Linked DNA regions of Homo sapiens: region 2 is linked to region 1. A link is an interaction called in ENCODE POLR2A ChIA-PET data of the cell type or tissue named here. Cell type or tissue: MCF 10A. All regions are shown on one strand. Each heading gives the region's core, and the rest is flanking DNA. Links, peaks and the distances in the headings are about the cores only.

Evidence for each region. ChIA-PET counts read pairs that join two places held together with the same protein. Peaks named below come from ENCODE experiments on the same cell type or tissue, not always from the same donor. Only the 100,000 strongest peaks of a DNase experiment are listed, where the experiment ranks them.
Region 2: POLR2A ChIA-PET joins it to region 1 with 5 read pairs; 3 of 35 experiments call an interaction of 5 or more read pairs at or near these places.

What each region holds. Positions count from the first base shown.
Region 1 is chr2:40,087,672-40,104,224 of GRCh38, forward strand. SLC8A1 (solute carrier family 8 member A1) reads right to left here. Exons shown (of 11, transcript NM_021097.5): 11 at 9,599-16,553. The region is part of intron 2 of SLC8A1-AS1 (SLC8A1 antisense RNA 1); the gene reads left to right. Among named protein-coding and RNA genes, the nearest start is that of SLC8A1-AS1, 180 kb to the left of the region's middle. RefSeq lists an enhancer at 8,738-9,032. In MCF 10A, for the core only: no CTCF peak of the experiment used is centred there; a DNase peak (open chromatin) is centred at 7,540.
Region 2 is chr2:40,457,984-40,474,536 of GRCh38, forward strand. It overlaps a transcript of SLC8A1 not described here. Among named protein-coding and RNA genes, the nearest start is that of SLC8A1, 14 kb to the left of the region's middle. In MCF 10A, for the core only: no CTCF peak of the experiment used is centred there; no DNase peak of the experiment used is centred there.

The DNA of each region.
Region 1 (16,553 bases), core at 5,623-9,622:
TCACGTCAGCAGCTTTCCTCTGGCCAAGGATGTTGTCTAGCAATGTCATCTGGCTACCAGAGGCTGAAATAGAGGACTTAGGACTCTGCCGGGTGCCCTATCGTACTGTGGCTGAGCTGGTAACCAACTCTTCGTTAGCCTTTCATCTCTTCTCCTCAAGCAGAGGGAAGAAATCTGTCCTCGAGCTGTGAGCTGTGCTGCCTGGGATTGAGGGGAGGGCTGGTGCAAGCATTACCTTGGCTGCCCTGGCTGGTGTCTCAGTAGGTTGTGTGCCTCTCAAGTCCACTGGCTTTGAGTCCAGCTCAGCGCCGGGACTTGCCCAGTAGTTGAAGTCCTTGTGGCCTAGGTTGCCTTTCAAGTTTATTTAGAACCCTGGGCATGTTAGCCCACAAGATTAGCCTTGCCAGACTGGGAAGTGCAATTCCTCTGTGGCTGGGAATGGTCTAAAAGCTTCCTCCATGTGCATCAGCCGAGCTCCGCCCAGTGTTGCTTTCTGCTGTGATAGGGCAGCACTGAGTTCCAACGCAAAGTCCCACAGTCACTGCACTTTCCTTCCCGCAAGTGCATAGATTCTCTTCCCATGCCACGGTTCCACTGCTGGGGGGATGAGGGAGGAGTGGTGTTGGCAATTCAAGACTCTTTCCTACTCTCTTTAGTGTCTCTTTCAGTGATAAGAAGTTAAAACCAGGTACTGTGATCTCTCATCTGATTTTTAGTTCTTTGTTTAATTGTTGTTTAATTTGGTTACTTCCGGGAGGACGATTGGTGGAGCTTTCTATTCTGCTATCTTGCCCTGCCTCCCTTCGAATGAGGAAGCTCCTATATTTTTTCATTGCCATTTCAAGTGAGATATAGTCTACCATTATATTTTCTAATGGTTTTTACTGGGATACCTTTGGATTTTTACAGGAAGATAAAAACTCCTCAAATCTTTCTTTCTTTGATTGTTCCATTAATGTCAAAATCTACTTTTATTTTGCCATTTTCAGTTCACAAAAGAAAACTCTTACAGGTAGTGACTGACATTTATCTTGTTTAAGGATTAACCTCTTAACACTGTTCTCTTGGCCTGTTACCTTGACATAAGTGCTGGTCAATAGAGATACTTTAAAGAGTTATCAATGTCAATGTTGGCTTGTTAGCTGATTATGCTGTAATGAAATGTCTGGCTCTTTACCTCAAAAGGCTTCTAATCACAAAACTAAGGCCATTTCAGAACTCTTTTGAAATTATATAGCCTCTGCCCTGGAATGAGTTCATTCCTTAGTGAAGATAGTATTAAGGCCTTCTGGATGCATAATTTGGTGCCAGAGTGGAGAATCTTGCCTATTTGTTAATTCCATTCTCACCTTTTAACTCAGTCCACAGAACAGTGCTCTGTCCATCAAAACCCATAGTATATCGTATTAAACCATTAAGTCTCTGACTTTGTTTCCTTAAAGTTGAGTTTCTGCCCAGGCTCTTATTTCGTGGCCCAGTTTCTCTAAAACTGGGGGTTCACTTTAAGTCCATTAGTTTTTCCAGAATCCATTACTGTTTCTGAATCTATGTCTCCACCATTGGTTGCCACGTGCTGGGTGTCTTTGAGATCCTAGTTTGCTGCTACTATATTTTCTTAATGTCATGCCTCACCCACTTATCTCATCTTAGTGAAATGCAATTGTTCTCAATACTATACAGTAAAATAACTGGAGAGGCAGAGTTTCCAGATAGAGTAAGATCTCCCAGTTAAGTTTAAATTTCAGAAAAGCAACAAATAATTTTTTTAGTATGTCTCATGCAATATTTGGGACATACTAAAAAATTTGTTGTTTATCTGAAATTCAGATTTAATTGGACATTTTGTATTTTTCTTTATAGAATCTAGCAACTCTACTTGGGAAACATTTGAAAAAGACCCATTCTTAAGCTCCACCACCTACTGTCATGTGCAAAGATTTTTTATTTGATTTGCCTATGGTGGGTCCTGAGCCAAGAATTTATATTAAACACTCCCTATGCACTATTAATGTGTGGCCAGGATTGAAACCACTGCTCTAATTGCTCTAATTGGACTGAAATATATCCCACATACCAGATTCACCACAGTGGTCCCATCCACTCTAGATCCTGACTATTCCTGGCTATTTATCTATTCATCCATCCATTCATTAAATACATTAGTGCCAGCCCTAAGTCAGGTATATGGCTTTTGAGGCTTTGGGTTAATTTTCTGCACATATTCTATATGAAATAATATAGCAGTTTAGTAAAATTAACCCTCCCCAGAAGTGAAGAAAAACTTCTGCATTTTGGCAGAGGAGAAAAAAACAATCATGACTTCTATAGGTTCTACAACCTTCCAACTCATTTTTAATTCCATTTAATTAATTACTTAAAGACAATAGCTTATTAAATGTTTCCAATTATAAGTAAATCAGATGGAAATGCTCTATCTTGGTCATAGTAGATTTAGTCTTAAATTCCTATGGGCAGTCTTTGATGCAAAGTAATTACCCTTAAAGCACTTTGCCAATTAGACACATGTTATTTATAAGAGATTCTCCTATGCAGTGTGTAAGTGGTCATTTGTCATCTTGCCAGTGGGAAGAAATTAATCGCAACCTTGAATAATGACTGGCTCTCTTGTGCCTACCATAGATATAGTGCTACAGTGTTATTACAGTGGAATGCAGATGACAACATACAATTTTGCTTGGATGCTTAAGCAACTCTGCATCTTTCCGAGGGACTCTTCGCAGGTTTATGTAAAATTTTCCCAAAAACAATAATTTGTAAATTTTATGATCACAATAAGCATGTTCTTTCACTTTCTAATCTCTTGCAGTAAAAATACTGAAGGGACTGTAAAAGAATTCTTAAGAACTTTGTCAAGTATTCTATAACGCAATGTCAACTTCAATATAATTTCCTGCAATTAGTTGGTCGCCTTTTGGAAAAGATTTATATGCATTTTAGAAGGCTTTATGCATTTCAGCTTAGAAAACTTGATACATTTCAGAACATAATAGTTTATCACATATGAGTTTATAAATATATGCACACCTACTGTGTACTCACAAAAACTAAAAATTTAAAAAGTTTGTGGTTATGAACCTAATCTTTCATTTTTCACATATTGCCCCATTTGGGAAAATTAGACTTGATTTATAATATTTTGACAGGTGGAACTTTTTAAAAAAAATAGACCCATAATGTGAGGATGACTTTTATTCTATTTATGCCAGAACACTAGTCCTGCAATTATGCAGCTTTCTGAAATAGTATACTAGTTTTTTGCATAAATGCAATAGCAATAATAACAAATCCAGAGATTCATTAAGACTATCATAGAGTTAGAGGTTGTTGCTAGTGGTGGAGTTATACAATATAAAATTATCACTATAACACACACAAAAATCTGCAAGGAGAAGAACACAAGAGAAAATTTCAGGAGCAGTTCTCTTTATAGCTGTTACTATTTTCATCAGTTCAACTCTTGGATGTTTTCAGAATTGCACCTGTGTCCTGATACCTGCATGGGAGTGGTTGAGCTCAGTGGGTGGTGTGCAGCCTCTAGGGTCAGTTAGGTCCTCCCGCTGGCTCTGCACTGACTGGCCACATAAGCCTCACAAAGTAGGGACCCTCTTTATTTCTCAAGTTTTTCCATTTGAAATATAGGGATAATAATATCTGACTCATGGTGGTTTTTTGTTGTTGTTGTTGTTGTTGTTTGTTTGTTTTTGAGACGGAGTCTCACTTTGTCACCCAGGTTGGAGTGCAATGGCATGGTCTCGGCTCACTGCAACCTCCGCCTCCTGGGTTCCAGCAATTCTCCCGCCTCAGACTCCTGAGTAGCTGGGACTACAGACGACCACCACCACACCCGGCTAATTTTTGTATTTTTAGTAGAGATGGGGTTTCACTATGTTGGTCAGGCTGGTCTCGAACTCCTGACCTTGTGATCTGCCTGCCTCGGTCTCCCAAAGTGCTGCGATTACAGGCATGAGCCACCGTGCCCGGCCATGGTTTTTTTTAATTTTATTTTTAATTTTTATTTTTTTTTAATGAGAGTTGAAGGAGTTAATGTGTGTCACGTGTCTAGCAGTGGCTAGTACTGAATTAAGGTGAACTATTGATATCAGTATTGTTTATGATACAGTAATAAAGCAAAAGTTACTGGAGTACCTTAGCATAAATTACTAATTGTTTATATCAGTAATTTAACCCATCAAATTTCCTTATGTACTCCCTCCCTTAAGAAAAGTCTTAATTCTTTTCTTTTTCTATATAAAAATGAACCCCTTCAGTGACCATTTCCATGTCACCACTTTGTTTTACTTTTGTATCCTCCCAGTTGCATCTCAGTGGCTTCTGTTTATCGTGGTTTTTCTCTGTTTTCTTAAACATACAGTAAGAAGTCATACTTCACTATCACAGCTCTGATCTTCCAGTCAGCGTTGATAGTATGCAGCACTTATATAACGTTCACTACATGCCAGGCACTTTCCTAAGGGATCTGGGCATATTAACCCATTTCATCTTTGCAGGAACACCATGAGATAGGTGCTATAATTCTCCCCATTTTACTGATTAGAAAACTGAGGCACAGAGAAAGTAAATAATTTGATCATGATCACACAGCATAGCAGAGGCAGGATGTGAACTAAAGTAGTCTGGCTCCAGAATATATGCCCTTAACCATTACTGTATACTGCCCCTTTGGAGAAATATTAGGAGTTAGAAAACTGCAATACAGTGATGCTTAGACTCATAGGATTCACCCTACAGAGTGAAAACTCAGGCATCATGATTTTTCAAAGGTCACAGCAGGTTGAGCATCCGTGCTTCCTATGACTATAAAACATGTTGCAGGAACATGGATGGAGCTGGAGGCCATTATCCTTAGCAAACTAACACAGGAACAGAAAAACACTGCATATTCTCATTTATAAGTGAGAGTTAAATGATGAGGACACATGGTCACATAGAGGGGAACAACACGCACTGGACCCTTTCAGAGGCTGGAGGGTGGGAGGAGAGAGAGAATCAGGAAAAATAACAAATGAGTATTAGGTTTAATATTTGGGTGATGAAATATTTTGTACAACAAACCCCCATGATACAAGTTTACCTGAACTTAAACTTGCACACATACCCCTGAACTTAAAAAAAAAAAGTTTCTGTATCCCAGGTTTCGTTTGTCTCCAGTAAAATGGAGAGCCCTGGTCAACTGACCTGAAAGGGTCTGACATTTTGCCTATGGTTTTGTTCTGTTGCATCCTTCATCAATTCTAGAAGGCCCTCATATTGTCTTTGTTCTTATTAGCCATGTTGTGTGTGTGTAGTTTTTAAAAAATCATTTTGATGCTGGTGAGTTTCTTGATGAACAGAACCAATGTCTGTACTTGGCTTTAAATCATCTTCAGAAAGACACAGGCACTCTGGTAATCTGCTCTTATTGAATTGAAAAACCTTTGGGAAAGGATGTTTGTGAGAAATGTCTACGTTCTGGTTTGTCCACAGGAGATGAGTTAGGAATTTTGAGTTCATTCTTCTGGAACTTATGGAACCCTGGCTTAGTGGAACCCCCACCAAAGTGTAAGGAATGAAGCATGTGGTAGCCTCATTCACAAACGTACCGATTTTCTGTAATCACTAACCGCAGGAAGCATGATTTTTGCCTAATTTCTTTTCACATTGTACCCAAACAGAGTGCCCTCATTAATTAAGAACAAGATTTTTTCATTTGCGTCTTTAGGTCCTGGCTTCTTTTGGGCTGGGGCTTATATACACTTGGAATTTGTTGGCTAGAGTTTTAAAACAGACGGTCACATGCTTTTTTTTTTTCTCTCTCTCTCTTAGAAACTTGCTTGATTGTTTGTCTTCTAGTTCTCATGGTAACCAAAGAAGGTTGTTAACACTTTTTTCTCACCAAGTAAAATCAGCAGAGCTGTCAGACAGTTGCAGCTGTTTGATAAAGGCTTGACCTTTTGCTGTATTTTTCTGTTTTCTGTTGATGAGCTCTTATTACATTGAACCTTGTTTTTAGTGACACGTAGTAAGAAAAAGAACCTAAAGGGCATTTTTTTTGCATGTAGCCTATTTAGTAATGTGGCATTGCTATCAGATAATAAAGATATTCCTACAATATAAGATCCTTGGTAATGAAAGCCAATGTTATATATGGCTCACAAAGATAAAACATGCCTGGGACCATTTAGGTTACCTTCACATGCTACAGATTTATCATCTCAGTTTCTGAAAATATTTAGTTGCATTATATTTTCAGTCAGATGAGATATGGAGTCAGTCACTTAAAAAGGATCTGGCTTAGGTACCAGTGGTCAAATGTAAAATTTTACTAGTTGTATATTTGCAGTGTGTTCACCATTATTTCTTGAAATGAAGTTTCACCTGCCACTGAATGGCTGGGCATAGATTCTAGGAAGAGCTCCTTATGGTTCCACATGAATAAGCATGTAAAGTTGTTGGATCCTGGGAGCCTACATTTAAATATGTTCATTATTAGTATCTAAATAAAAATCAAGAATTTACTGGGAATCTCTCAATTTTATTGTATTATCTTTTCCTGTAGCCATTAAGCATGGAGACTAGGCATGATTGGAGAATCACCGCTGTTGACAGATGATAAAAATAGTGCTGCAACATAGCTAATGTCATGGGAAATCTTAAAACAGAATGGTCATTTGGAATAAGAGAAAATTCCTTGTGTGCTCAATCCCATTTTTGGACTGGTAATTGTTGCCACTCTTAGATTATCTACCACAGCCAACGTCCTTTTTGTTGTTGCTGTTGTTCTGGATAATCTTGTAACTTGCTTTGTTAAAAGAAAAGAATTATATTGTAAATTTGTGAGTGAAATCAGATTTATTTTTGTTCCCAAATCAGATGTCTATAGATGAGACAGACCAAAACAGCAAGAAATAAATATATCCATTCTCCATGGTTATCTGAAAATATTGAAAGTGACGTTGGATGAACTGTTTCCAAGGTGACTTGATGAAGCATGAAACACTTTTTGGAGTGCTTTCCTTGAACTGGGGGATACTATTTAAAGTCTCTCTACTGATATGATATTCTGCATAATCTATTATCACAAATAATAAGTTCTATGATGATATATAGGGTGATTGTTACTGTGGAGTGGTACATCAAATCTAGATGGAATTTTTTTGACTGACCTGGTGTACATTGTGATTGTCTAGGTTGTGTCTATTGGAGGATATTTGCTATCATTTTATCACTTCATGTCACTTTGGGAGTTTACTTAAACCGAGCAGATGTTTTCAAGTTTTATGAAGACAGAATTGCAAAATGATTATAAGCTTGAGCTTTGGAGTCAGATAGACTTGAATTCAAACTCTGGTTCTGCCTCTTAGTGTGATTTTTGGCAAGTACTTAAGTTCTCTAAGATTCAAGTTCTTACATGTAAAATGAAGTAGAAATTATACTTCTTTTAGAAGGGTTTTATTAGGATCGAGGATCTAACCCAAGTAAAGGGCTTAGTCATTGCCTGTTTGTTGGCAAGGATTCAATAAATGTTGGCTGAAGTGACTGTAATGAAGAGAGTTAGAACTCAGCTTATCTGGTCTTTTCATCTTTCAGCATGAAAGATGGTGCTGGTGTTAACGAAAAATTTATTCGTTTGCTAAAGACATTTGCTTAAAGACAGTATGAAGATTTTATTCAACAAGGAGATTACTGACTGCAGTGGGATTTTGCAGTAGGGAGAAGATACTCAGCTCAACTCTGAATAGAGAAAGGACAAGTGGAAATTTATCACCAAGGAGGAGAGTGGGGATCAGTGGATAGAAAATTATTAAGAGGAAACAGCAAGTCTATACGGGGATTCTTGCTAGACTGACTCAACTGTATTCTTGCTGAATAAAGGCCAGGGTGATAAGATAGAAAAGGTGGGGAATGAAGAATTTGATTAGCTATCAAGAATGGGAGATTTTTGCTAAACTGACCCAGAAGGATTCTTGCTAAAACTAGGCTAAGTTGACAAGGAGCCCAAGTTCAAGGCCTGGTAGAGAGAAGAGGGCTCAGAGGGGCCTGACTCAAGTTTGGTCAAGTAGAGAGTCTTTGTCACTGGCATAAGGGACATATATACCATATAGGACATAAACACCGACTAACATTTATTGAGTACCTTATGAATATCAGGCACTGTATCAAACACTTAGCAAATGTTAATTGTTGTATTCCATGCTTTCAACAACACGAAAGAGCAGGTACTATCAGTCTTATTTTACAAACAGGGAAATTGAGGTTCAGAATGGTGAAAGAGCTACCCAGGTAGACTACCCAGGTAGACTGACAAAGCTAGAATTTAAATCCAGAGTTTTCTGATTTTATTAACCAGCATTGATGTACACTGTTCTGTCTTGCACACATATGGTTGTATGGATAGATGTAATCTCACCTTCAATGTTTAGCAAATATTTACAGTGAATGAATTAATGAATACTTGTAAGAATGGCAAGTTACAATAGCTTTCAATAGGTTCAGAGGAATATTTAAGTGCTGCAAAAATTAACTTAAAATACCAAGATCAAGGCATAGACCACTTTTCAATCTCATTACCCCGAGTACCATAATGGCAGAAACTACAAGGTTTCATGCTTCTTTCAAATTATCGAATTGCCTTGGAGCTCAGGGCTTTAGTATTTCCAGGTGCTGGTCATCTGCTTTTGACTTGTATGAATCTGAGACTCATTTATCTTTGTTATGGCCACAATTCACCTTGAAAGACAATGGGGGCATCTCCTTGAATAAGAGAAATGGAAATGTGCTTGGAGATGTGAGTCTGGCTGTGAGTGTGTGTGTGCACAAGCACTTTTAAACAGTGATAACAGGTTTGGCACATGTAAGTATATGAGTCATTGAGAAAACATCCTGGATGTTTTTCCCTCTTCCCTCTATGGTATTCTGTGGATACATATTTATCCTTTCAGCCATTTTCCTCTTCTTTTACAGATATCCTTGATCACCTCCTGGGGCACCATTTGAAAAAGTGTGGTCTGGTGCTGCATTTTATGTGCAGCAAAGAACCTTAGAATAATGATTTGAAATAGACACAATGTGCAGTTTTCAAGAGAGGGACTTTGAAGTGTTATTTCCAGAGTTACGGTCAAATCTCTTAAATCGAGTTTTATTTTAACTTATTTTAAAGCTGGACTTTGAGACTCAATGCTTTGGTGAGTGATAGTGGCATTTCCCTGGACTGAATGTGCCATATTTTAATTTAAGACTCTTTTGTGGATAACTTTAATCTTTGTTATAACATAGGAGAAACAAAATAATTTCTTAACTCAGTGGAAGTTACAGAAGAATACTTTAGGTAGAGTTCAAAAATTCTCACTGGGGAATATAGGGTTTGGATTTCTCTCGTTCTTAAGCATTCTCCCAAAATTTGGTATAGAGCCTGATTCACAGTAGATACTCAATAAATACTTGTTGATTCAATGAATAAATGATTTTGGCTGTAAGTAAAATGTCCCTGAGCCTATGACAGGGAAAGCTTTGATTTTCCTTTGTTTAGGTTAGTTTAATGGAGTCACACTAAAGTTTATAAAGATCAATACAATATGAATGGCTAATTGACAAACATTTATATTTCAGTGTTAGGAAATATGGTAAGATTAGGAAAACAATTAAGACAATGATTTATACAGAATTGACTAGTTCAGGCAATGAAAACTTCACAGATTACAGTTTAACACGATTAAACATCACATATAACATACATGTATGACAAACAATGCTTCTGCTTTTGATATTAACATACCATCAATTTTACACATGAAAAATATTGCCAGTTCAACTTTGGGTTATAACATGTATAATTTTTTGATAAGACATTTCAAATTACAACATATCTCAGGCAGCATGCAGGAAGAGTCATTTATTGTATGTTTGTTAGGACACACCTTGCAACAAGCTTCCAGTTTTTGGTAGTTAGATCAAGAATATAGAAACCATTGAAATGATAGTATGGTTGAAATCAGCAGTTGTGTTTACTGGCTGAGAGCATTTCTGGTAAAAATAAAACTCTGAAATCATTCATTAACAAAATGCACAGTGATCATAAACTCAATTCTTTAAAAATTGTTTTTCACAATTCTCATTTATTGGTGATATGGCAGCTGCAGGAAGTCTGAATTCTGAGAGTTGGTTGTACATAACCTCAGGAATTTATTCTTCTGTGGGCTTACATGATTACGACAGAGATGCTTACCCTTTGAAATCACATATAACGATGGTGCTATACAAACATCACAAATATTTGGTGTCTGAGTCTTAACAAATATTATGTTTTTTTTTAATCACAAAGAGACTAGATTAACAGGCAGTGTAAATCACATATATCTTAAGATTTTAAAAATACATTTTATACAATAGGTTTCTAATTTCTTCACTAGCATTTTATTTTGGTGTGTTTTGTCTTCATACTTATAGTCCTAAAGGAAACTATGAATCTCTGGCTCATGCCATGAAAGTCAGTAAGATTGATATTTCCCCACAGGAATATGGCTGAGTGTACATTGAATCACAGAGTCAACAAAGTAACATCTAATTTACAACAGATTACTTTTAAAATTCAAATAAAATCTAATTATTTTAAAAGACATCAGTTTGAACAAAATTATAGGAGTCAAAATTTTTATTTACAAAACATTTGAGTATATTTGAAATGGCTAGTTCTTGCTAACTGCACAACTTAAATATTCTTGGTGCACATAGTCTGTCAACCTTCTGTACAACATTGTTAGACTGCTCAGTTAACTTACATGGAATGGTTAGGTAGGTGGGAAAATTATATGGCAATTTTCATCCATTCAAAGTGCTTGAAAGGGAATGTTTTGATGCTTTTCATATTAGAGAAGATCTGTCATTAATGTTGGTGCCTTTAATTTGAAAAGATTAGCTAAAATTTCCAAAATGTAATTTAGTGCAGTATAAGAATTATAGGAAAGATTGATAAATTTATCATCAAATGCTGGAATTCTAATCTAGCATTATGCAGTTGATCCAAGTCATTGTACCTCTCATTTACAAGGCTTCTGTGTACTACATTGGCTTAAAAAATATTTTCCTTGGTCCTTAGAAATACAAAATATTCATTTTCAAAAGTTAGAGAATGTTAGGGTGTTTCTTACAATCACATTCATAATAAAAGAAGATAATCTACATTTTACAGATCATTAAACAATGGTCTTTGGCAGAAGACTTTATAAATACCTCCACTTTTAACGTTTCGTTTAGGCCATTTTCCTTTTTAATGATATCAGGTATATGGTCACGTGTTCACTAAGAGTAGTTAATAGGAAAATACCACAGATATAAAAATATTTGTTTAGTGCATTTTTTTGAACCTTCAATTCAGAGTGAATCAACTCATTAATACTAGAGAAGATACTTTATGCAAGCATTTCTAACAGTGTTGCTTAAGATCATAATTTCAACAATATGGTCAGCAAAGAGAGTATGTATACCTCTATTCCCCCACAAAATTTTATCACTGAAACACACTGAAAGAATGTGCTGGAATCTTTTTCATTATAATACATTGTGTTTCCCACAAAATGAGTAATATATGATGCATATACCATTATGTGTGTGTGTCTGTGCGTGCACTCGAACGGCAAGTCGTGGAGATTACATTCATTGGCAGCAAAGAATAGAAACGGAAAAATTCAGTTAAGTATTACTGATAAACCACCACTAAGGAATTTCAAAGTGTAGTGAAGTTATTTAGAAATAACCGTAGACATGGGAACAAACTTTAGGATCAACTACGGGAATATTAGGATTTCTTACTTCATTTTTCAAGGTAACATCTTTTTCTCTGCATTTTTGCCTCCCTTCTACCTGCCCCCTGTCAGTCTTTGAAGGTCATTTGTGATGGGTCCTTCAAACTGTGAATACAGAATATGAATAGGCTATTCTTCCCTTTTTTGCCCTGTATAGGAAATTCATGATCACCTCTTAGGGAGACAAGGTTTCTGGCATTATGATATGCCACCCTTTTCTTTATGGATTGACTATTGTGCTTGCTCGGTATGAGTTCAGTTTACTATCAAAATTGTCCACCAAGTTATTCAGTGGGAAACACAATTGCCATCAGTAACCATCAAAGGCAAGAGAAGTCCTAGATTCATTTCCTACCTGAATCCTCCCTTCTGGCCTGCCCCTCTGAGAACACTCCAAAGGCACAGACCAGTGTTCTGTGCACGTACACAGTATGTACAATATGCTAGTTCCTTTCTTTGCCCTTGTCCAGGAAGTTACCAATGTCTCCTCGGTGTGAGCTTCCTACTGTCTGTAAAAATTAATAGATGGAACCCAGGCAAGTCCTGTTGTAATAACAGTTGTGCCAACAATTATTATTATGGCTTATTGGAAGAGTGTTGAATTGTACCACTGACCTACGAAAACCACCACAAAGGACACTGAAAGGCAAAGCTGTTGTGGGATAAGAAACAATTTGCTGTTATCTTCTAATATCAAGACCTTTTTAATGGACCACACACATAAGGGTCTTGACAATATGTAACTTTTTTTCTTAAGCTAAGAGAAAATTTTAATTTAGGCTTGTTTCAAGATTTCAAGGCTTGAGCCAATACAGAAACCATGGACTGTAGACAAAGGCAAGTCCCCACTGTAATTTAGCCTTGAGCTTAAGAGTTTCTGTTAAAAAAAGAGAGAAAGAGAAAACAAGAAATCAACCACTATGGACGGCAAAAGTTGGGAATGAGGTCAAGGCTCCTCATTGTTTGAAATAGTCTGAGTGAAACCCTGTCAGTCTGATCCAGCTCCTTCCCCTGCAAAGATGTATTTCCCGTCACGAAGTGGCCAGAAGTGGGTGATTGTTCTAAGTACCTTGTTGGTGAGGCTTTAACTTTGATTAAAAAATAGGGTGTGCAAATGAAGATGTACACAATGGTGGAAACACAGGAAGGAGTGACTGTGATTTCGTTAGAGCTATTTGGTAATCAGGTGTGAGTGAGAGGAATGGGACAATGGGGAAAAGAGCCGATGAGAAAATGTCCTCAGCGACAGACAATGGACACTCAAATGCTGAAGCTATGACCAGCAACAGGGGAGGGTCACAGATTTTAAAGCACACGGAACACAGTATCATACTTCAGTTATTCTAATTCCTGAAAAAGAGCTACCATTCCAAAATATCTGACAAGTTTGGTTTCTCCTAAGGGAGGCCTGGAGTGACAGTTACAACATTTTTCTCCAGAATATCACTGTTAAGCTTACATTTCCAGCCTCCTTTTACATACTTTGAATTGCTTTTGTGTATCAAAATGCATATGAGTATTTTAAGTATCCACAAATGTGATATTTTCAGGTTAGAATTCAGGAAACATACATGTGTGTGCACACATACACACATATAACCCACAATCTTAAGTTCCTTTTCCTAAGCCATTTTTACAAGCAGAGTTACTTTCTGACTCTCTGCTTTCAGTTCTGCACCAATTCAAATGAGAGACCCTAGAAAGGAGCCTCCAGGGAACTCCAGCTACTGTATACATCATCTGTGGTTTTCAAGCTTCTTGAGCCTTGTGAGTCTTTGAAAATGAATTCTAAAACTAAAACTCACTCATAGCCAGCAATCCTTTTAGCTCAGTCAGTCATACACAGCACTCTTCAAAACAGTAGACTGTGTCATTAAGTATAATTTAGTACTGTTACACAGTGGTTTAGCATTAAGACAAATCAGCCAGAGCTAATCAGTTAGAGAAAGGTGTCCAGGGTCATTTTCTAGGCCCCGGGGAAGTCAGGCAAAGTAGATCAGCTGTGGGGTTTTAAAAGAACTAGATAAGCTGATTAGAAATCTCTGACTGGAGAGGCTGCCTCAGACTCAGTTATGCCAGAAAAAGACATAAGGATTAATGTCCCTTAAAATTATATTTTAAGTCTGAATGGTGGACATATCTCCCATATATCTGAATGCATTATCTTTATAAAGAACCTACCTTTTAAGCATTTAAACCTTTTCTTAAGGGAAAGCATAATTAAGCAGTGGGTGACATTGTTCATTCTTGGCCACTCAGAATGCTGTGTCATAGATCAATGATTCTCAAATTTGAGCATGCATCAGAACCATCCTAGGGGCTTATTAAAGTCCATATTGCCAGGGTCACTCCAAAATTTTTGATTCATAGATCTGGGCTGAAGTCTCAGGTGGGACTGGATAATTTGCATGTCTAACAAATTTCCAGTTGCTGATGCTGCTTGTTTGGGGAACAAACTTGAGACTCACAAAAGCGGCTTATTTTTAATCACCCTAATTGCACTCTGGGGACAAAGATTTTCCATGTGGAATGTGAAGGTCAATATTGGATTTCCCCCACCAGACATTCTTACAATGTGGGTAAGGGACAGATTATATTTGTGCTAGTTTAATTATAGAGAATCTTTAGGTTCAGAAGTTTAATCAGTATATACAGCAAACCTATAAGTAAAATATGATTCAAAATGTGAGTCCCTACAAGTCTATTTGTAGAAAATTCTATGGCCTCTATTCATAGAATACTATTTTAGTAATAGCGTTAAAATGATCTCTTGTCACCTAGGTGATATTTTCTCTCTCACCTCAGGATTATTACCATAACAGCTAAATTTGTTCACAATTTCTTGAATGAACACAAGGGTTTGCTGACTTGGTTTTTTTTTTTTTCCTAGTCAAATCCATTTTAAAGTATATCAAATGCAAGGACTTATAGAAAAGAGTGAACAGAGGGAAGGAACATCAAGGGGCAATGCATGAAATTCAGTTGGTGAAAAATTAAGTTGAGCAACTGTCGGGACATGTAATTAGAATCTGCAGTTTGTTCAACTGCTAGGTGGATGTGGGTCAATCCAAGAGGCGGGATTGGTGCAAGAAGTTGAGGAAGACGAGATGAGCGTGTGTGAATGAGCAGCTGTCTGTGAGGAAGAAAGGCTAAATCTATTCACAGGTTCTCTTCCTTAAACAAGCACCTGCCACTGATTGACAGCTCTACCAAGATTGCTTAAGGCAGACATCCGCTGAAAATGCTTATGGTGCATACTTGTTTTTAAAAAGATGGAAAAACCTGCCTTCTCAATTTAGTATTTCCTAATCAAATCTGAAATGGGGGGCAAATTCAACGTGAGGGATTTATTAAAATATGAAAATACAGTCCTTACTGCATTAAAATAGCTCTATATAGAAATTTATAATGAGAGAAGGAAAAGTAATTTTATCCCTTGGCAGAAGTCTTAGTAATCACTGGAATTATAACAGAAATATTAGCTATTTTAATTTTCTTTCTCAATATTGAGTCTCACAAGATCATTTTATCGGTTGCAATGTCAGTAATTTTTGCTTACCTTTCCCCCTGACAAATTTAGCTTTGTGCCTCAGTGGTAATAAAGTTGGAATATATTACTGCTATGAAGCTGAAATAGTTTTGCCGTTTCCAATGACATTCTAACTGGGATTCCTTCAAGAGAAAGCTTACATTTATTCCACTAAAACATTCTTTGTTTATGCAAGCAGAGTTCACTATGGTTGCTTTTTCTTTCTTCTTTTCTTCCACCCCATGGAAATGTCTACATTCTTTTGCTATGTTTCGTCTGTTGTGCAATTTCATTTTGCTAATGAGGCATCTGAGCTGTGGCCGACCGGTTGATTGCTAAGGGTGAGATTTAAGTCTTTTGTGAAATCCTTTTGAGTAGTCATTTACTCCATGACAAGGGAGGCATTTAAAAGACAGTTGAATCTGTAGCAGATGAATTTTTTCTCATCTTCCTTTAGAATAATTACACCTTTAAATATCTTTCTGCCTGGTCATTGCACATCCTGTTTGTAATTCACATACTTTAGTAAAAAATAACTGGTTAGTTTTTTTTCCTAAAAGATTAAGCACACTGACTAAAAAATAAAAGTAGAATTACTATAAGAAACTGTATGAACTTAAAGTTTTCATTTAAAATAGTGGTTTCAGCCTTAAAAAGGTCACTGATTTGGAATCCATTCCAATCTCATTACATTTTCTACTGTACACTTCTTGAAAAGGGAGAAATTACTCATTCCTCTCAGGGAAGGGAGACTGTTTTTCCAACCGTGCACATGGAATTATTTCAAAATAAATGTTTATATTTCTATCAAACTTCATGTGGTTACATGGGCTTGACAAGTGCATTGGTGACCCAATATGGGCAGCAGCTGGCTCACAACTTAAAGTACCTTCAACCCATACACATAAGTGGATGATAACAGGGAAACACTGACCATACGGGGCTTGATGTGTTCTGGAAAATCAAGCTAAAGGTAAAGTCTTCCCATTTAATGATGAGGACAATCAAGTCCAGAGAGAGCTGAAGATTCCTCACCCTCTGAAACAATTAAAGATTCCTTTTCCAAAGAGAAAAGCCTTTGGGTCTTCTCTCTGGTGACTTTTTGATGTTAAAATGAAGAGAACACTGTGTCCTCAGAGATGAAGAGTGAGATGTTCTCTAGTTTGCTGTTAAAAGATGAGAGCTGGAGTTGTAACTCACTGAAA
Region 2 (16,553 bases), core at 7,131-11,130, 370 kb after region 1:
GTCCTACCCTTAGACATTCTGCCTCTATTGGTCAGAAGTCGAGTCTGGGCACTGTTTTGTTTTGTTTTCAAGTTTTTTGGGATGGTTCTATGATTCAGCCAGGGCTGAAAACCACTGACCTAAGGTCAAATAGCTAATTTGTGGCAAAGACGAGTGATAAAGCTCTTTTACGTCTGGCACAACTCAGTTTCTTTTCTGCTGCTCTATCAAATTTCACTATTAATAGAATATAAAAATGAGGACTTTTCTGGGAAATTTAAGAGGACTTACAAACGTTTAAGTGCCTTTTTGAGTCCCTAAGGGGCAGGTAATGTAATTCACCTGACATAAGCAGATTGGAGGATATGATCTAGAAAGTCCAGTCCATTACTATGGGGCCCCCTTCTACTTGAACATTTATTCCTCAGCATCTAGAGCAGTTTTTGGTGCATGGGACATGAATTAGTAGAACATGTATCGTCCCCTGTAAGGGGACTGGTGTAGATGGAAAGAAGGATTCCGGTGATAGGGTAAACTCTTTGGCCTCTCTCCAGTGCAAATTGCAACTTAATAGCAATCATCTCTTTGTGGCTGCAGTTCAGGCTCTGGTTAGCTGACACAGTCACCATATCTACACCGGTGTTCTGCCTGGCCACCTGCTCTGCGATGACAGACAGATTGTCTGTGACACTGCAGGACGAGGAACCACACAGAGACAGCAATCTGACCGAGCCTCAGGCTTGAGTTTGTAAACTAACCCTTTGTCAGTTATCTCAGGAATTACTTCTAAGCTCTTATTTGGACCAATTTGTGACTAAGTCAGAGAATCTCTTATCTCCTCTATTAAGAAGGGTTCACTAGGCATGGGGTTTATAAGCATTATTCTTGTATTCTTATTTATTATTTTTCAAGATTCAAGGAATATGTAAGTTTCCTGATTATGTCAATCGTTGGTCATCAAGCAACTCTTATTAAAGGAAAAAAAGCTGGGTAGAACAGAGAAAAATAAAACACAGCTGAGAGTAGCCATGAATTCATTTGTTCACTCATTTCTTTATGGATTTTTTCAACAAATATTTATAAGGATGGACTCCGGACCAGGCACTGTCTCAGACACTGGAGAGACAGCAGTGAAAACATCAGTAGAAGTTTCTACTCTCCTGGGACTCACATTCTAGTGAAAAAATGACAGGCAACAAGCAAAATAAACAAATTAACACATTGTAGGGTGTCATATGGAGAAACTGCTATGAAGCTCATAAAGCAGGAAAAATGGAATAGAAAGGTTTAGGGAAAGTACTAGTTTAGGTGGTCAGTTCTGCAGAGACTTGAATTAAGATTTCCTGTTGACACCACCAAACCTTTTTTGAGAGTCCCAAACAGATAAAATGATATAGGACAGTATATTTTTTTTTGTTTTGAAAATTTGTTTCTGCCCTGTACTGAGTTTTATTTTGTTTTTAGGAATTCCTGCCTCAAAGCCATCGGACTTTATCAGGGTCAGCAGCAGAGGCATGGCCATATGACTTGTACCACTGCGTTTTGGAGCATATTCATATTAAATACATCCAAGAGTTGTTTCAAAAAGACAGACTGCCACCAGGGGTTGCACATAAAAATAACCATTCCTTCTAAGGCACAGTTGACACAAGAATTCTGAGTGCCTCTTTGGTTTATATTATAGCATCTTATTAGTGCACCTGGATGACCAACTTTATAAGTAAGCTCTGGTGGGTGAACCTCTTGCCACAAAGTCAACAGCATTGGTGGGCAGTGTTGGGGGAGGCCATGGGAATCATGCATGTGTAACTTAATGGTGGTCCCAGTGCTGCTTTCTATGGGTCCATCATACCTCCTTTTCCTTTTTCCTGAATTGTTACCTGAAATTATACTATACACAACACACACACACTCTTCCACAAACTCACATACTCATTCGCATACATGGCTTGTAAATATGGCCAAATATTTAATTATTGAAAAATCACCAATTGCAAATTTGCAAATACCCATGAAAATCATAGCTGACCTCTTGTTTTTGTAAATGTTATTTAACGTCAATGGTGTCAATGGTGTTTTATTTGCAGAGTCTTGTATACTTCTTTTCACGTCTACTTGGAGACTCAGGGCCTAAAGCAGATTACAACTCATATACTGTGCTTTTTTGAAATGAATGATATCAGATTTGAAGCCTAAAATAGATATATGAATTATGTATCTCATGGATCTTAAGAAAGGATTTAATTTTTCTCTTATTGTTTCTTTTGTAAAAAGAAAAATAAAAATCTCTGAATGTTGCTCAAGGAAAAGCAGAGCTTGGATAGAAAATTATTCCACACAGCAAAGTGCATACTTCACTTGTAACAGATAGATCAATAAATATCTGTTGAATAAATGATGCAATTTAATGGAACATGCTACTTTATAGGGTAATCATTTATATTTTGTAGCAGATTACTGGTTTAATTTTTAAGTCATTCCAGCTGCAAATAGGGAGTGACTACTCCATTCAGAGCCATGAACTAAGTTCTGTGGTGATTAAAAAAATGAATTAGACACTCTCCATGGCCTCTAGGAATTTAGACTTATAGGTAAAATCAGACTGTAAGTATTTTTTAATTTTTTTTTTTTTTTTGAGACAGAGTCTCGCCCTGTTGCCCAGGCTGGAATGCAGTGGCATGATCTGCAACCTCCGCCTCCTGGGTTCAAGTGATTCTCCTGCCCCAGCCTCCCCGAGTAGCTGGGATTACAGGCAGGCACCGCCATGCCCAGCTGATTTTTTATATCTTTTGTAGAGATGGGGTTTTACCATGTTGGCCAGACTGGTCTTGAACTCCTGACCTCAGGTGATCTGCCCACCTCAGCCTCCCTAAGTGCTGGGATTACAGGCGTGAGCCACCGCACCTGACTATAAGGATTTTTCAAGAAGTAAGTGCTATGGCCGGATATGTACTTTATGAAGGTAAATCTTGACAGTGTGTCTGAGATGTGTTTAAGTGGGCATGACCAAGGATAAAGAGACCAGAGACTCACATAAAAGGACTCTAAACAACTACTGAGGGCGAAAAGGAAGAATATAGCCATTTTTTTCTTTGGCCCAATTCTTAGCAGAATCCTATTACCGCTCAGCTTAATCTTTTAAAAAAGTACTGAGTTTTCATTTTGAGAGGAATCACTCTGGATGGTTTCAAGTGCAACACATATAATTTCTATAAAGTCGATACTATTATAGGAAAAAAATCATTTTTAAGACTGGCATATCAAGGTGCGGATGGAGGGTGCTAGTCTGCTGTACCAGGCAGAGAGGATATTTCACCACTGAGATGATGAATGGTAGCAATAAAAAGCAGACAGACCCTTCGTTGGTTTTATTATTGTGCCTAACTTCTCTACAGACAATGCACCCCCTGATCCTTTGCAACGTGGATTTACTGCTCCCACTGCCTGTCCCCCTTGGTGTGCTGGTGTTTCTAAAACAGATTATAGTAATCTGAGAATATCCGGTCTTCTTTCTATGACATAGAACTGACTTGCAAGTAAGGAGGAGGTGAAAAAACCCTTGCCCACTCCGCGCCCCTGCACAACCACCAGACATTTAAATTTACTGTGAGTGAAAGCTAAGTCTGACAAAGGATGGATTTTATAAAGAGCCTCTTACTTCCCTTAACTACCACTGATTTTACTATTATTTCAGAAATATACAAGACCAGTGAAGGAAATCTAATATATTTGTAACATTTAATCAAGTCTTTTTGTCTTTTGATCATATATATTCAGAAGAACATTGTTTTGTTAAAGGCAGTCTTATTTGTTAGATAACAAGTCCAAAGATAAAATAAATTGTTTGATTTTTCATGTGTATTTTTGACATCTTTCTGACACTGTTAATCTGACACAAACTAAAACACTATACATTCATCGTTATAAGAAATCTAGTGTTGATTTAACAGTACTTGACATTATAAGATATATTTATAAAATGGAAAGAATATGCTAGATTTTTCGATGTTTATCCTCTCATTTTAAAGTAAAATCCTCCTTTTTTTTTTTTTTTTTTTTTTTGAGGTGGAGTCTCACTCTGTCGCCCAGGCTGGAGTGCAGTGGCACAATCTTGGCTCACTGCAAGCTCCAGCTCCTGGGTTCGAGCAATTCTCCTGCCTGAGCCTCCCAAAAAGCTGGGATTACAGGCATGCACCACCACACCTGGCTAATTTTTGTATTTTTAGTAGAGATGGGGTTTCACCATGTTTGCCAGGCTGGTCTCAAACTCCTAACCTCAGGTGATTCACCCACCTCGGCCTCCCAAAATGCTAGTATTACAGGCGTGAGTCATTGTGCCCAGCCATAAAATCCTACATTTAATTAAATAAATCTAATACTTTTTAATTCTTAATCAACTATAACTAAATAAATTTAAGTAAACTTATTTAAATAAATAACATTCTATTTATATATGAATCCTAGTGTTAGAAAAATACCTAATGAATTTCCTGACAAGTTGGGAATCTTTTCTTTTTTTTTTTTCTTTGAGAGGCAGTATCTCATATTAGAGAAGATCAGAGCAGGCGGGGCATGGTGGTTCATGCCTGTAATCCCAGCACCTTGGGAAGCCTGGGTGGGAGGATCGCTTAGCCCAGGAGTTCGAGACCAGCCTGAGCAACCTAGTGAGAACTCATCTCAATAAAAAAGTCAAAAATTAGTCAGATGTGGTGGTGCATGCCTGTATTTCTAGCTACTTGAGAGGCTGAGGTGGGAGGATTGCTTTAGCCCAGGAGTTTGAAGCTGCAGTGAGCCCAGATTACGCCACTGCCCTTAGCCTGGGTGATAGAGTGAGACTCAGTCTAAAATAAAATATAAAATAAAATAAAATAAAATAAAACAGCAGGAATGAGCTTGAGTTTTGTGGGAATAAACTTGAATTTTGGTAGTTGCCTGCTAGCTGTGTTATGATAGATAAAAATTATTCGTTCATTCACTCATTTGTTTATTGAGTAGTTTTTGAGTGACCACTAAGCAAGGTCCTGTGTTAGACACAATGGAATTATCAGTGAAAAAAAAAATGGGGCTTTCATCGTGGGGAAGAAAACTAACCAAATTACACAATTTAGTTTTTAATTAACATTGTGGTAAGTGGCAGCAAGAAGACACAGAGAGTGGGCTTAGACGTTTTCTAAGAGAGAGAGCTAACCTTTTTTAGTAGACTCTGTAAAGCTCCAAAAGGTAAATAAGCATTGGCTAGGAAAGGAGGGAGTGAAGTGAGTTCAGTAGAGCCCTGGACAAAAGCAGCTTCGGACACAAAGGCCCTGAGATGAGATGCAGTTGAGGAACTGAAAGGTCAGAGGTTCTAATGCACGCAGCCAGTGAGGGAGAAAGGGGTGTCAGCGGCGGCTGCAAGATAAGCATAGTACGTGTTGAACTTGTCGGAATTAATTTTTTGCTTTTGTTTTTCCTAAGATCAAGGTGATATCTGCTTCATTCTAAAGAATCGCCTTAGTTCCACTATAGAACAATTAGCCTTACAGTTACTAAATTTTCTGCCCTTTTTCACTTCTCTCTCTCATACAAAATTTAGCAGAATTCCTTCTAACTTAATTATTAAGGGGAGAATTGACAACTGGAAGATTAAAAACAAATTAACTCATATTTTCTATGCATGGTTTTACTTTCATTGCTATCCCTTGTCTGGGGTCTCCTGTGTGATTATTAGTAATTGCCACAATGACCAGAATTATCCACCAGATTGCTTTTCAGATTGCTTGGTGGAATCTTGTTCTTTTTTTGCCCATATCCCTTCTTGATATGCTATTCTAAATTACTCTCAGACTTACAGACAAGGGAGGAGGATTAAAGAGGATATATACATACACACACACACATACACACACACACACACACACACACACACACACACACACACACACACACATATATATATAGAGAGAGAGACAGATTGATGGTGTCTCGCTCTGTTTCCCAGGCTAGAATGAAGTGACGTGATATTGGCTCACTGCAACCTCCACCTCCCAGGTTCTAGCAATTCTCCTGTCTCAGCCTCCTGAGTAGCTGGGATTACAGGTGCATGCCACCACGCCAGGCTAGTTATTGTATTTTTAGTAGAGACGGGGTTTCACCATATTGACTAGGCTGGTCTTGAACTCCTGACTTCAGGTGATCCATTCACCTCGGCCCCCCAAAGTGCTGGGATTACAGGCTTAAGCCACCACACCTGGCCAAAAGAGGATACATACAAATATATTTCGGGCAGTTCCCTGAACCAGATAGGTTCAGAGAGATTCCCTAAAGAAGAAATATTGGTAGCCAATGTAAACAAAAACAGCACTGGCTGAATTCTAGCATAGAGACAACGCATTTCATAACTTTAAAAGATTCCTTCATTTCTACCTCTTTGTTTGCAGTTAAGTTTTCTCCATTGTGGCATATGAGCAAAACAACAATTAGACCCAGTCTACTGTGCACTCTATTAGGAGTTGTGAAGGAGAGGACCCATTTGTTTCTCCTCTTTGAGGTAAAGGGAAGAGGTTCCAAAAGAATTGCTTTAAAGATTGTAAGAAGGGGAGACTGGCATCTGTTTCCCAATCTTAGCTTCCAGCTTTCTTCTGTATCATATACCCCTAGAGTTGGTGAAAGACTACAGAGGAGGAATGGAGTGGTGTGGGGTTTGTCACTGGAGAGGTATTTAAAACAGTCTGAGAAGTGGGGATGTGGTGGGGGCATGACATTGGAACTGCAGACCTGCCAAGGACTCTACCATAGGACACAGGATGTATTTTGAGTGAGGCCACCAGTTGGTGGGAGTCAACCTATAAGAATAATCTGGTCACATGTAAGTTCCCCCAGTGCCTGGAGGAGATGCTGAGTAAAGAGTCCATCTCAGTGGGGACAGTTGAGTATTTGATCCAACCACACTGATTAGATAATAAATGAGATTGATCAGAAGCAGGTGCCAATATGAAGGAGCTGCAACCTTGCCACAAGAGGTGTTCTCTCCTTACTCCTCTCCCACCCCCAGCTGTGCCAGAACACTATAGAAGCACAGAGGAAAAAGGGCGGGTGAGAGGGTAGATAATATCTCTCTTCTTTGCAAATCTCTAGAGAAGAAGTTGTCAACTAGGGTTGTACCACTCCCTCGGGGGCAATTTTAAAATTCATGGGGTATTTTATGGTTGTCATGATAATACGAAAGTTGTTATGGATATTTATTTGACTAGAGCCAGGGATACAACACATCTTGCAATGTATGGGACAGTCTCCTACCATAGACAATTGTCCTTCATGCCTTATAGCTTTCAAGTGTTTTACAGGGCATTCATGTAGGTGAGGAACCTATTACATATATATATAGTATTTTTGGCATGCTTACATTTACACTGATTTTTCCAGGAATATAACTACTGTGTATATTGAAGAAAAAGTGTACTGTTTTACTTGGAATTTAACAAAAGTTTTTCACCATTTTGATAAAAATCACTTCACTGATGGCAATGTTGCCTGTTAGCAAGCATTTATAGCTGTTGCCTTTGGGGTAGTTCTACATAATGGAACAAGCATCTGATTACTACATCATCTCTTTTAATGTGGTTCTATCTGAGTGTTTATACATTAAGTAACGTATTAATTTATTATAAAATGTTACCATTTATTTCCCTTGTATATTATAGTTAGGTCATTATAAAGAATTTTAATATATATACATGGAATATGTTATATTCGTAATTTTATTTCAGAATAAGGTGCGATAGCGTATTTTTTTATACAAGGAGTACTATGGTCTGAATGTGTCCCCTAAAATTTATTTTTAAAATAAAATGTGTTGGAAAACTTATCTTCAATGCAACAGCATTGGGAGGTGGGGCTGCATTGGAAGTGTTTAGGTCATGAGAACCCTGCCCTCATGAATGGATTAACACCAATATAGAACGGTCTTTTGGGGAGTGGATTTTCTCTCTTCTGCCCTTCTGCCATGTGAGGACACAGTATTTGTCTTCTCTTGCCCTCCTGGCTTCTGCTATGTGAGGACACAGCAAGAAGGCCCTGACAAGATGCCAGCACCTTGATTGTGGACTTTCCATCCTCCATAACTATCAGAAAATAAATGTCTGTTCTCTATAAGTTACCCAGTATCAGGTATTTTTTCATAACAGCACAAAATGGACTAAAACAAGGGGGAAATTGAGTCCGAAGGAATTGATACCCTCACATTTATAACTCTCTAGAGTTAAAGAAATATAGTCCACTGTGGCAAGGGCAGGGGTTGGGAAAGAAATTTGAATTGATTATGACATTGACATTTAACAATAAATAGGACTAAGTCAATTTCAAAAATGAGGCTCTTTCAATCAAAAGCGATGGAAAATTTTGTGGAACGATATACCCGTCAGGAAGCTGGGGCAGCAAAGAAGCTTCACAGGGGCTACACTCAAGCATATTATTAAAACATGTCTTAAAGGTCCTCTACAGCTTTTACATCCAATAAGATGGTCAGCTGCCTGCCATAAGTCTGAGGTGTATGAAAAGAAAATATGTAGTTTCAGTTCTGCTACTAATTAGGTGCTGGTAAATCCACAACTGCTCTGAGCCTTGCTTCCCTTGCAAACTGAGGGTGCTAATCTGCTTCTTTCTATATTACGAGGATCTTGTAGTGCAATAAGGATAAAGTGCTCTGTAATGACAGGAAATATGATTCTTTACCCTCTTGCATTACACAGTACCCAGGCCCATGCTGTGCATATTATAATACCTAATAATTCATGTTGGTTTGTTGAATGTGTCTTTTTTCTCCCTAAGGAGCATAGAGGCTGAAAATTGCAACTTGGACTCTGTATTTCCAATACATGCTGCTTAATTTTTTCATTCACATATTTATGCACCTGAAAAACTATATATGATTACTTGACATCAACTCATTAGAAATAGCCAAGAGAGCATTAAATATAAAAGTGCCCAGATATTGAGATTAGTAAATTAAATACCTTACAGGAATGAGTTATCTAAAAAAAAAAAAAAATGTGCAGAGAACGGAAGAGAAGTGACATAGAGCTTTAAAAGATGGATTAATTTGAGAGTGAAATCCCACCTGGTGCACACCAGGGGGACAGTTAATTAAAGCCTCTGTAGAAAGGACCAGAGAGGATCCCCAAGGCTGGCTGGAGGCTAAGCTGGTTAGAGCACAGTGCTTATGATGCCACTTAGCATATGGATCTGACTCCCAGAAGGGTTGCTCAGCTTCAATTTTTACGTGTCCAAAGACTCCACTATTAACCCCAAGCTGCCTATCTGAAAATGCTGTCCTTTTGCATACAGCTGAGAGTGTGTTGGAGCACTGATGTATATGAACTCAATTTTGTTACTAAAGGAGCATCTCACAGGGAAATGATTTGCCCCATAAAGCACTACCCTATAGAGCTACTTCTGATGGGGGTGGGGGTGAAAGTGCTATTAACTGCTATTCAGTACAGATGGAGAGAGGACAAAAGTCAAAACAATTTTATTCACTCCTCTAAATTATCTTTCTCTCAATTAAAAACATTGGCAGCTGCTATTGTTGTCTCCTTTTATGTTCCTTCTACAGAATAATGATTTGCTGCCTTTTTGTTCCTTTTAGAGACAATTTCTTTCTTAATTAAAGGTCATATAGTATGTCTTTCTATTTGACATTCGCATAAATAACTGCATAGTGTCGGTCTTGTTATTCCTGTCAGAACGCTGTCCACTTTAATTAAATCCCAATTAATTTCCTCTTTTCCCAAAGAAAACAATGGTGGTTTTCTGTAACACTTTTGCATTCACTAGTATGTTCACCATCCTTATCTATTACATTAATGATATTAAATTTTATGGTTACCACCTTTGCAATCTTCACAAAGTGATTTTTGACAACAAAGTTGGAGTAAAGAATTGTATCATGCATGATCATAAGACTGCATATAAATAAGCCAAATGTATTCACTATTAAATATGGGTATAACTTTAAGCAAATCACTTCAGCTTCCTAGATCTCAGTTTGGTTGTCTATAACATGAGAATGTTGAACTGATTTCAGTCTCTTTTACCCATTTAAACATTGAGATATTATGATATAAAATCTGTGTTTAATCTTTTGGTTTCAATGCTTCCTACACATAATATACCCATTTATTTTAATTTGATCTACATTATACCTTACACACAAGATGACATGGAAATGTTATTATTTCCCTCCACTACTGACAATTATTTTATCATGTACAAAGTATACTCATTCATTTTTCTCTGGAAAAATAATTTTGAGATATTACTAACTTTAGTAAGCATTTACGTATTTAAAAATAAGTGGCGTTTAGTGGTGTTTATGTATATTCTACATATTACTATTATTGGCCTTGACAGAAATACAGACTTTGTCCATTTAAACAGTTTCTTCTAATTGACAATTACTTAGTTTATTTTAATTATGAAGACTTTTTATGTCTTTCTACATAATTCTTAGCACGGCTCATTAAGTTTAAATAAGCGCCTTCTGAAACACGAATAATTTTTAGATTATTACAATTCTCTATTTTTAATTTCTGCTTAATTAAAAGTTACTTTTCTTTTCTGTATTTTGTGTATTCCCAGTGTGCATAAATCTTAATTATATAGTAATCTATGTTTAAATACTTTTTTCCTCCTTTTTTATCATAGTAAATTTCAAACATATGCAAAGCAGAAGGAATAGTGGAACAAACCCCATATACCCATCTTTAGCTTCACCAGTTGTCAACTGGTGCTCACTTTTGTTGCATCTAGGTCTCTTCTTCACCCTTCACCTTCGATGACTTTAAAGCCTTTCCTGGGCTGGGTGTGGTGGCTCACGACTATAATCCCAGCTATTAGGGAGGCTGAGGTGGGAGGGTTGTTTAATCATAGGAGTTTTATACCAGCCTGGGCAATATAGCAAGATCCCATCTCTATATTTAAAATAAATAAAGAAAATCAAAAATCAAAGTAAAGCCAATCCTGGATATAATATTATTTCATCAGTAAATATTTCAATATATGCTTCTAAAAGAAGTCTGTATTTCATAAGTGCAAAAATATTACCACACTTGAAAAGTTAATAATAATTCCATAATCTCATCAAAGATCCCTGATGGTCTCATTAACAGTGTGTGTGCAGTTGGTTTGAAAGAATAATGATTCAAGTAGCATTAAAGCATTAACTATGTTTGCAATGCTTTTTAAACATACATGATGATATGGTTTGACTCTGTGTCCCTAGCCGAATTTCATATGGAATTGTAATACCTACATGTTGGAGGAGAGGCCTGGTGGGAGGTGATTGGATTATGGGGTGAATTTCCCCATACTGCTGTCATGATAGTGAGTTCTGATGGTTAAAAAGTGTGTGGCACTTCCCTCCTCACTTTCTCTCCCATGCCACCATGTGAAGAAGGTCCTTGCTTTGCCTTCCATCATGACTGTATGTTTCCTGAGGCCTCCCAGTCATGCTTTCTGTTAAGTCTGAAGAACTGCAAGTCAATTAAACCTGTTTTCTTCATAAATTACTCAGTTTTAGGTAGTTCCTAATAGCAATGTGAAAACAGAATAATACACAAAACAATGTTTATAAATACCACTCCCTCATCCTTTTTATTTTTATTTTTTTTGCAATTTAATGTTTGAGGAAATCAAGTTTTTGTTCCATCAAGTTTCACACATTCTGGAATTTGCTGATTGCATTTCTGTGTTTTCTTTTCATGGATTTCTCTGTCCCCTGTCTTTCCTATATATGTTTATAAGCTATTGAATGTATTATGGATTTTGTTGTGTATATATCTTTTATTTTGTCATATCAAAAGGAAAATAATGTCTGCTTACACTCAGTGTTGCTAAAATTGTCAATGTGTTCAGGTATCGTCAACTTGATTCGTTTATTATAAACCTTCCCATTGAATGTTTTCAGCAACCATTGCTAATTATTGCCTAATCCTTTATTTCCTTGGTGATTTCAAAACGTTTGTATCCTAAAACTATAATTACTTTATCATTATTAACTGGGATTTTTAAAATAACTTTCTCTCATCGACTATTTGGTTTCCCTAAAGTTCAGTTTCAACATTGTTTTAGTACTTTCACTGAATTCTACTTACGCACACTCTTTCCCTATTTTTCTGCATACTCTTCTTATTTTCTCTGGAACTAATCCACATTTTAATGTATCTTTTTCCCTTTGGATAACAGCATTAAAACTCAGTTTCTTTCAATTAAAGCTCTACACTTTGGGAAAACTTAAAAATTTCCCATTGTGTTTAAATCAAAATAGTTTTTCTGTAGGGCAATCTAGCAAACTTTATAAAATTTTTAATAAGCATAGCCTTAGAATAATTATACTAGAAGTAAATTATCCTAAGAAAATAATTGAAAAGTATGCACAAATATAAAGGCAAAGAAGTTCAAAATGGCATTATTTATTATAGCAAAAATTACTGAAAACAATATAAATGTCCAACACTAGGCTAAGACATTATTATAACCATGGAAACCCATTAAAAATGGGATTGTAAATGTATATTGACATGAACAGAATGAAGTATTGATTAATATAGACCTATATTAACATAAACACATATTGTGTTAAGAGCAAGTTATAAAACATTACATATAATAAGATCCTATATTTATAAAAAGAATAATTTTATATGTATAGCTATAGATATATGTATAGAAAAAAATAAAAGACTATCCCTCAACTGATATGTGTGTTTGTCAACTTCTGGATGGTGGCTTTTGAATAATCTTTTCTTTCTACTTTATTTACTTTCATTAAGACTTAATTTTTTCACAATTAACAATAAAAATAAAATTAAAATTTTATCTTTTATAATTAGGGAAGTGTTTTCAATCAACAATTGTTTAATTGCCAAATTAAACTATCAATTTTCAATGTGGAAATAAAAAAAGATCCTTGTCACTTAAATGTAACACATACCACTGTATCTTCTTCTCTTAAATCTCATGGTACAGATTACAAACACATAAGTGGTTTTGCTATTACTATGAGCTCTACAACCCAGCTTTTAAAATGGGAAGACTTGCTGCTTTTTATCATCTGTGAAATTGCTGATTTTACACTGAAGTGGCTGCTGGAAGCTTTTCACTGAAGGCTTGGTTTCTGAAACAGCAAACCTCTGCCACTGCTAATGGAGACTACATATGAAGCAATTTAATCTTTAGAACCACCCTCTGACATAAGTATTGATAACTTTATTTTATAGGGAAGAAAAAACTTCATGTCATTCAGCTCCTAAGCAGGGCCGTGGACCCAGGGTTTTTTTACTGCAGTGTCCGTTCTTTACCTGCTTGACCACTGCTTTTCCACCTCAGCTGCATTTCCTTCTTTTCTACCTTGAAAGTCCTACCTGACAAGCCTGTGTGACAATCACACAGAAAACATCTTACTTAATTCTCTATCACCATATGAGGCTGGAATAGATGACCTCATCCATCAATGTCTAAACTCTCATGGCATTAGCACACTTTCAGTCCCTGTGAAATAGGGGCGTACTACCTCCCACCCCTGATCCTATGGAGTGAGACAGTAATAAACCGTAAGCTAAGCACACTGACTTGCTTTTGCTGCCTAAAAATAATGTTTCTCCATCAGTCATATAGAGGAAGCACACCCCTCATTAAAATAAGAAGTTACTGACCTCAGGCATCTGTCTGGAAATACCCTATTCATGTAACCCAAGGAAATAAAGTTGACAGGAAATCTGAAATGATTAATGCAATTGCAATAAATGGAAACAAATTTTTTGAAATTACAAATAGTAAAAACGTCAGCTACCTTTGGCAAGATAGGACAAGGTCCATTTTTTAATAAAAACTTTCTAAGACAAAACTTCAAAACATATATTTCTATATCATGCTGGCAAATCTTAAAGAAGTAAGAAATTTAAAATATGTTCATCCAGCTACAATGCATCATCTAATAGATGTAAAAGGCAGGGCATCAATCACATTAGGATAGAGAACTCTTCCTGCTTGTGAAAGGAGGAGAGGAGGAGACTGCGGTTGACTATGAACAAACATGACCTATGTCTGAACCGGGGGAATTGTAAACATGGGGCATGGAAGTGGAGGAATCAAAGTGGTATGGAAGGCCAAGTGCTGCCAAAGGTGACCTTCTGACTTTCATATAAGAAAATGTCCACTTTATATGACAACCTTGCAGTAAACTTACACACGCATATTGTGGAGTAAAGAAAAAAACTTGAATTGGAAGATGTGGATTTAAGCCTAACAACTTCTATGTCTCAAATTATTCCTTTAATCTCTGTGAGCTTCGTAAAATTGCCCCTTTTATAAGATGGAAATGAAACATTCCATCTTCCTTACTCCAGGGAGTTGGAGATGACATGAGAACACACATGACAAACACTTGATCAAATATAAAAGCACTATATTAACATGTCTGAATTTTTAGAATTGTTTGCCAATTATCACAACCCTATCTGTTGTCACTGCACACTCATCTAGCTGTTTCATAGATGAAACAAAGATGTTTCAACCAATGTAAGATCTTTGGTTAAAAAATATTTTTTTTTAGAGACAAGGGCTTACTATGTGCCCAGGCTGGTCTCAAACTCACTCCTTGCTTGAAGTAGTCCTTTTGCTTTGGCTTCCCAAAGTATTGGGATTATTGGTGGGAACTACCATGCCCAGCCCAAATGTGTTTTCAACACCTACCATGGCCCATACCCATTCTAGGTGCTGCCAATATATTAATAAACATAATAAAACTTTCTGTCCTCATGGAGTTAACATAACCAATCAGTGGAATCTAAACTTACGGATTACTAGATTTGTGAGAGATAATTCATGCAACTAAGTCTACTAGAAGCACACTATGTGTCAAGAACAATGATGAAGTAGAATATACTGACTGTTATTGTGGAGCTCATGGCTTAGAATGCTCTCTAGAGACTGTCAAGTTTAAGGTGAGTTACAATACAGCATAATACAGCACAGATAATACATACAGGAGGCAGATAACTCAGATTTGGAAGTCAGGAGGGTAACCTGAGAGCAGCGCTGCTCACGTTAGAAGTCAGAATGGCGGGAGGGGGCGGGAGGGTTGCAATTTTCACATTCTACTCTGTTTCCCGAGTATAGTGTTCCCTGGCTGGGGTATGTCCAGGGGAAAAAGACCTGAGATACAGAGGACCTAAGAATCACAGCACATGGAAAATGAAGAAAGAACTGAAGATATTCCACCTGGAAAATGAAAGACATAGAAAAATACCTAATTATAAATAAATTAAACTTATTTGGTATGATTCCAGAAAGCAAATTTCAATCTATGGCCAAGTAAAATTTTCCTAAAATCCCCACTCCTGCCTCTTCAATTGCTTCTGGGAATATCCATCCCTCACTATTTAACCAGCTAACATCTCCTCCTCTCCATCTCAACATTCCTTTTCCCTCTCCCCTACTTGATTTTTCTCCATAGCACATAACAGTTTCTGACATACATAATGTTAACTTATTTATTATTAATCTGCTTTTTCCCCAAATAATATGTCTTGTAAAGACAAACATTTTACATGTTTTGTTGATTGCTATATTTCAACTTCCTAGAAGTGTGTCTGGCCCATAAATATTTGTTGAACAAATGAGTGAAAGTTGTTCAGAATATGAAATGGGTTGCCACACAGAGCAGTCTTGCTGTCGAAGACAAAGGATAGTGGGCTTGTTTATTACAGTATTAATGAGATGGGTAAGAAACAGAATTAAATGGACTTATATTTTTTTCTGATAGAAATATATAGACTTTTCCTTTTACACACCCAGTGGTGGGGAACTCATTTCCTCAAGCAACTTGGGTAGATAACTCTATTTTGAAGTTTATTGTTAGGTTGAACCAAATTCTTCCACTTTGAAAAATAGATTTAGTGATCCTAATTTTAATATGATTTGATATTCAATATAAATATAGGCATAATCTCATTTAGTATCGAAAACTTGCCAAAAATGTAACTTCCACAAATCGTAGTCATAGTGCAAATAGAAAAATAAGTTACATGATCTAGAACATTCCAGCTAAGATTATTCCTTCTGCTGTCCTTTCTGTAGTGCAAATGTTGAGAACTGCCTCTCTCAATAGACTATCTCCTTACAAGACTGGCTTTCATTGACTCTCATGACACTGTGTCAGAACAATTGTTCTCTAGGAATATGATTTTAAATATATGGCATCCTGGCTTGGGAAACATCAGGAGATTATATACTTAGGAATTAACAGATTGTCTTCCCTGTGAATACTAATTTTCATAAGTTCAGTCTTTGTTGTATTCTTTGGGACATGTATTTAATCTGCATAATGTAGCCTTATCACATGATTACTGGTTAAAGTACCAGAAAAAGAAGTTTACTCTTGGACAAAAACATAAATGGTTTCTCAGAAAAGAAACCTTAAATGGCCAGATTAACTTTACCATTCAATTTCTAATTTTTTTGACACCTCACTACTTCCTAAGGTTTTAATGTCAGCTTCCCCTTTTAATGTCAGCTTCCCCGTTTTCTTCCAGAGTTCC